2 separate regions of the Homo sapiens genome follow, and region 1 is linked to region 2. Evidence: chromatin contacts called from ENCODE Hi-C or POLR2A ChIA-PET data. All regions are on one chromosome and are shown on one strand. The core of a region is the stretch at or near the end of the contact, and the rest is flanking DNA. Distances in the headings are between cores, read along the strand shown.

Region 1 (2,967 bases), core at 458-2,957, 130 kb after region 2:
AGGGCACAAGGTCAGCTCAGTTTCCCCTCTTGAATCTCAGTACTTCTTTTTATAACTTCATCTGCCAGAATCATCTTCCTCTAGTCAGGTTTCACTTAGTTAGTTCATAGTCTGACTTGCCACATCACCTTTGTTCAACAAACGGCAGTCTCTAAAGTATCTTCATGCCAGCATACAAACCTTTCTTCAGCGTATATATACATTAATTGCCACAGTCATTTGAAAACCATTACTATAGGTTATTGAAATGACCTATATTTCATAGGTTACTGGAACAACTTTTTGAACAACTTTTTGCAATCTACTTTAGTTTTAGAAAAATTAACATGCAGCATGTAAAGAAGGACCAAATCCATTAGCTGATTGGCACCTGAAATCATAAAAGTCAATTCAGAGAGCAAAGTAGTATGTTGGAAGGGAATAACAACAACAGCAGGGGAAAGCAATATGAAAACCTGAACTGAGAGACAAAGTGAAACTAGAATTTGCTGAGTGGCATGGCAAGTGTGCTCTGATGGATATCATAAGTGCTCTGCAATGCATGAAATGTATACATTGAAATTTTCTTGCATTAACAATTGTATGTGCAGACCTTCCATCCTGTTGTGAGGAGTCAGGGCCTAGACCTCGAGGCTCTAGAGTTAAACTCTCATGAGGGTCTCAGGCATCCTGCTGTCCTGAGGCATCCTGAAAGCACTCACTTATGGGGCATTGCCTGATTGAGTGCTTAGGAGTGTGAATGTGCCAGCTGTGGCCATTCTGAGCACACCCCTCTCTCCCAGTATCCTCATTCTGGAAACTACCTCTCTTTCTTTTTTTCCCCCAAATTGACTCACTTTTACTTACCCAGAAATCTAAATAGATAGGCACAGAAATAAACTTACAGAGCTATTTGAATTTTGACAAAATCAGTATCTAAACAGTCTCACTACAGTGTTTAAATACATTTTAGGAAATGGTCTCTCAATACTAATTTTACTATTAATGCTTAGGCCCTCATTATTTTCATTGATATACAGAATTTTGCTTTGCACTTAATATTTGCTTTCATAAACAACTTCGTAATTGAGTGTTTGCCTCCTAGAGGTAAATTTTCTGGGATTCCAATCATAGTATCATTTTTATCAAGTAATTTTTTTCCTTCTAGCACTTACTGTGTTTATCCCAACATTAAATATTATTTATAAACCTTGATTAACTTATTTTTCTTCATTTAAAATTTCTTACCAGTTATCTTAAGTAAACTTTAAAAATATTAATTTAGAATTTTAAAATTCTACATGAAGTCATGAGATGTCTATTATCTATTTTCACTTCATTCAACAGATTTAAAATGAAAAATATTTTGAATTATTTATGTTCTTTTAGGACTTAAAAATTAATAATATTTTCAAACCAATTTATACTTCTATTGAACACATAATTCCACCTAAACATATAAAAATAATTTAATACTAAGTATACAAGGTCTGAAATACTTGGGAAGTACATCGTGAAAAAAACAAACAGAATAATGCATACTTTGAACTTTAAAAATCTATTAGTAACGAGCTAATTTACTCAAGAGTTAAACAGTTGTGAAATAAAATACCCAAATATTAAAACCATTCCACATGCTAAGTAGAAACTTAAAATTTAAAACTTTTTTACCTGGAGATCTAAACTAAGTAGGCTTTGCTTGGTGTCATTTAAGTCTCCAGCTGAAAATGAAACAAAATCAGAGCTTTCTTTAAAAACAAAGAAAGGACAGAAGGGAATGTTGAAAAGTATTTGCTGAACTTCTTAGTAAAATCTAAAATAACTGCCTCCCTTGGGGATAAATGCCTTTCAGTTCTTTGTGCAGAAAATCAGCCAAGAAAGTAACCAGGGAAAATGGTTACCAAGGGAAATATTTTTTTTAATCATAAGAAAAGTAGAAAACAGCAGTGGGTGTGGGGGAAGAGCATTTTGTTTGCAGGCTGAAAAGGCAGAGTTGGAAACACAAAAATGAGCTTGATTAAGAAATCTGTGGTTTTCATAGACTATTCGCATTAAAAATGTTAAAGTTTATACTAGCCAGGATGATGTCACTTGAGCTTTATCAGATTATAGGGATGATATTCTCGTCAGCTAAAGGCTGTGTATATCTGGAATCTATTTTAAATTGGATTAATAATATTTAACTCATCTGCCCACCCACCTCGATCTCACACACAATACTAACAAAACGACAACAACAAAAAAATGGTTACGTATTAATATCAGTGGAAATTATGTAACTTCTAACCATGAAATAATAGAAAGAAAATGTGAAAGGGAGCTGTGTGGCTCCTAATTACCTGTTACGCTGGCAAATTAGTTGTGTACTTTGGCCTCAGTTTCTTTATCTGCAAATGAGAAGTTAGAGACAGATCAGGATTCCAAGCGCAACCCTGCTGTTTATGAGGGACCTTGAGTAAGTTACTTAATGTTTCTGACCAAAGTTCACTCTTCTGTAAAACTAGGGTGATACCTTTCAAATTTTTCTGAAAATAAAAGGAATAACAGATATGAAGGTCCTAACTCAGTGCCTATCCTAGACTAGGTAATTTTAGAACTATTTTTTAAATTTTTTTTTTTTTTTTGAGACGGGAGTTTTTGCTCTGTTGCCCAGGCTAGAGTGCAATGTCGTGATCTCAGCACACTGAAACCTCCGCCTCCCAGGTTCAAGGGATTCTCCTGCCTCAGCTTCCCGAGTAGGTGGGCTTAAAGGCGCCTGCCACCATGCCAGATTAATTTTTGTATTTTTTTTTTTAGTAGAGATGGGGTTTCACCATGTTGGCCAGGCTGGTCTCGAACTCTTGACCTCATGTGATCCACCCACCTCGGCCTTCCAAAGTGCTGGGATTACAGGCATGAGCCACCGCACCTGGCCTGAAATTCTTATATCGTTATTTCAGGGGTCCAAATCATTTGGCAAAGAGGAGCTAAATATTTGTTTAAATGACG
Region 2 (2,933 bases), core at 41-2,540:
TTCTTCAAAATTATCTGTTCCATAATCATAGATAATGCGTGAGTCCTGCTGGGTTGGTGGTGCTGGCTTTATCAGAGGCACAAGCAGTAACAGGAGAAGTGTAGACTGCAGAGTCTTCATTTTAGCAAAAATCAAGGTGACTGGAAGTTAATAAACTAGTGGCCTGCTGACTGTGGGACAAAACTCTCTTTTTCCCTGGAAATAAAAATTCAGACCATCGAAGCAATATTTAAAAGCTTAGAGGATGTTTTGGCAGGGTGTGCGCAGTAAGGGCCAGAGAACAGTATTTAACCCTTAGTGATCTTTAATTAGATGCTAGCAGTTTTTATGTATCAGTGAACATTCTGAAAAATAGTTTTGGAAAATAGTTTTACTTCTCTATCAGAAATTCAAGAAAGATTGATAATTTTAAGTTTCTTAATAATTAAGTGCCTTCAGCAGACATACTAATATTTAATTGAAATATTCTTAGGATACCTGTAGTATAAATAGTTAAAATAAAGTCCCAAGATCCTGTCTCATGTGAGTTAAAAATATCATATTTCCACTTAGCTACTTTATAAGAACTCTTGATTTATATTGGTATGAACAGAAACAAGTTCCAAGAAAAGTTTTAAAACTTAAATTTAACATTATGAAAAGTAGTCATTAACACCTTTAGGTGGTACAGAATATAGGAAAAGCCATACGTTTTTAATTTTCTTAGTTTTGTAATTTTAATAGGTGATCATAATTTTTAGTTAATAGTATTGTATTTTTAATTTAAGCTAAGAAAACTGAAAGAATAGTATTGCAGGCTAGAGGAAATACCGAACTTTAATCAAAGAACTTTGAGGAATGTAATAGAAAGGATTCCTTTAGGCTCATCAATGGATTTTCTCTGGTGGGTACACATTTCAGACTTTTTCTTAAGTAACTTCAAACAGAATCACTCAAGAGTTGCTGATGCTGCATTATAGATGCCAGTTTGTCAAAAATCCAGAGGTTGAAAATGAAGAAGATAATGGATTTGTGACTTCTGCAGCACCCTATTCTTGCCTGCGTGGATGTTAAATTTATGCGATGATATACATAAGTACTTCTTAAAAATTAATTGAGGTAACTGAAACTTAAACCAGAGATGGCCTTTACATTTATTAAGACTATTAGATGAGTCAGTCGCACTTTAACAAACAATATTTAAAATAATATATGAAAAGTAAGCCTACCGTTGTAGCTGTTTTGAAGTTTTTTGTGGTTTTCCTCAATAGATGTTCATGTCTGTGCATTAGCCCCAAGTGGGAGGGTGAATGAGAAAAGCTATGTCTTGATTTCAAACTGCTGAGTAAAATTTCAGGGCCCAGCAGCTTTAAGAACAGTTTCCATGTGGTAGAGATCTTTGCCAGCATTCTTTCTCTAGGGTGAAATGCAGTGTGTTGTACTAGAGAACTGTGCTTAAGTTATTTGTTGTAACTGCTGCACTCAGTCTGCTTCAACTAATTTGACTATAAACTTGTGTGATTTTATTATTGTGTAATAAACATTCATGTTTTGGTGAATATTAGTTTATGAAAAATGATATAGTTTTAAAGTCATCCTTTTCATTTTGGTGATTTCCCAGGAGATCAAACAATCTGCTTTTTGAATGAAATAGGACACCAAATGACAACATAGTCCATGTTGTTAATTTTATGAGGATTAAAAATATTGCCCTAATACCATAATTAATATATAGCCAGTGTAATATATTTTTCCAGTGTAAAAATTAGTTTTAGCACAAATTATTTGATAGTTTTGTCATTTGGATTTTTTCTCCCCTTTATTTTAGTTACATATAAGAAAAACTGATGCATAAAAATTAGCTTTTTAAAAGTAAATTTGATTTATAGTTTTTGAGGTTGATAGTAAAAGATACTTTTGTTTGCTGAATGAAGGAAACTTTATAAAATTACTTTAATATTGAAATTGGCTTTTAAAAATTAAAGTGGCATTGTAGATACCATACAAGCAACTTTGAAGATTTTTTTAAAGAGTCACTTTTAAAAAATTCCTCCTTGGTGCTTTTACCAATCAAATTAACTTTTCTCCTTTAAGCTAAAAATTTAACAAATATGGATATATATTTTATTAAAATAGAAAATGAAAGAATAACAATTTGTTTTCTTTTCTAGACAAAATTGTTTTAGAACCTTTCAAATCAAAGCTTAAATAAACTAAGACTTGAGCACTGAAGTTTTTATTTGAATGTGAATTATCTTAAATTTAATTGTGATATTGTCTGGCTTGAGTTGATATAAATTGTTGGTTTTATGGCTTCAAGGATACAGTAAAACTTTTTTAAATACTTTGAAATATATAATAATGAAACAACAGACATTGATTTGTTTTGTATTGTGTGGCAAGTTAACAAGATATTGAGAAGTAAGCTGGATAGATACCATATGTCCAAATTTAGAGAATCTTAGAGATTCATAGTTTCATTAATGGTACACTTTGATGCTTTGTACTACAGAAAATTATTTTGTGAAGAACAACTTTCCTTGAAAAGTTATGACCAGTGAATACAATGTTATTAGCATTCACTCATTTAATAAAAGTTTATTGAGCGCCAATTCTGTGCCAGGACTTCAGACACGTAAGCTCAGATAAGCAAACTTCAGTTTCTTCCCTCAAGGAAGATTTATAGCCTCTAAGTCAGCAGGAAAAGCAGCAAACAAGCAACTAGAATCCATGGTAGGGCTTGCTACACAGAAATATGCAGAGTTCTGTGATAACCTGGGAGAAGCCACAAACTGACTGGGAGTCAAGGAGACTGCACCCAAACTGACTTCTATAGAGAGGATAGGAGAGGAGGGTAAGCGCAGGTGATGAGGTATTCTAGGCAAGGGGATCATCACGTGCTCCCCTTAGGGAGGGGATGGGGGTAGATCATTCAGAAAATTTATAATTTGTTT

What was found. A loop is a pair of places that touch in the nucleus more often than their neighbours do. ChIA-PET counts read pairs that join two places held with the same protein, here RNA polymerase II (POLR2A). Pooled maps may share reads with other maps.
Region 1: a loop to region 2 is called in a map of ascending aorta, with 1.9 times the contacts of the local background. The contact joins the promoter of ECM2 here to the promoter of OGN in region 2. A Hi-C loop is called at or near these places in 1 of 168 maps with a recorded cell type or tissue (ascending aorta) and 6 of 50 pooled maps. POLR2A ChIA-PET finds 5 or more read pairs at or near these places in 1 of 52 experiments (HEK293).

What each region holds. Positions count from the first base shown.
Region 1 is chr9:92,534,283-92,537,249 of GRCh38, forward strand. It overlaps ECM2 (extracellular matrix protein 2), which reads right to left and starts at 1,708. Exons shown (of 10, transcript NM_001393.4): 1 at 1,651-1,708. The region is part of intron 5 of CENPP (centromere protein P); the gene reads left to right.
Region 2 is chr9:92,403,288-92,406,220 of GRCh38, forward strand. OGN (osteoglycin) reads right to left here and starts at 1,291. Exons shown (of 7, transcript NM_014057.5): 1 at 1,209-1,291; 2 at 1-195. The coding sequence starts at 120. The region is part of intron 5 of CENPP (centromere protein P); the gene reads left to right.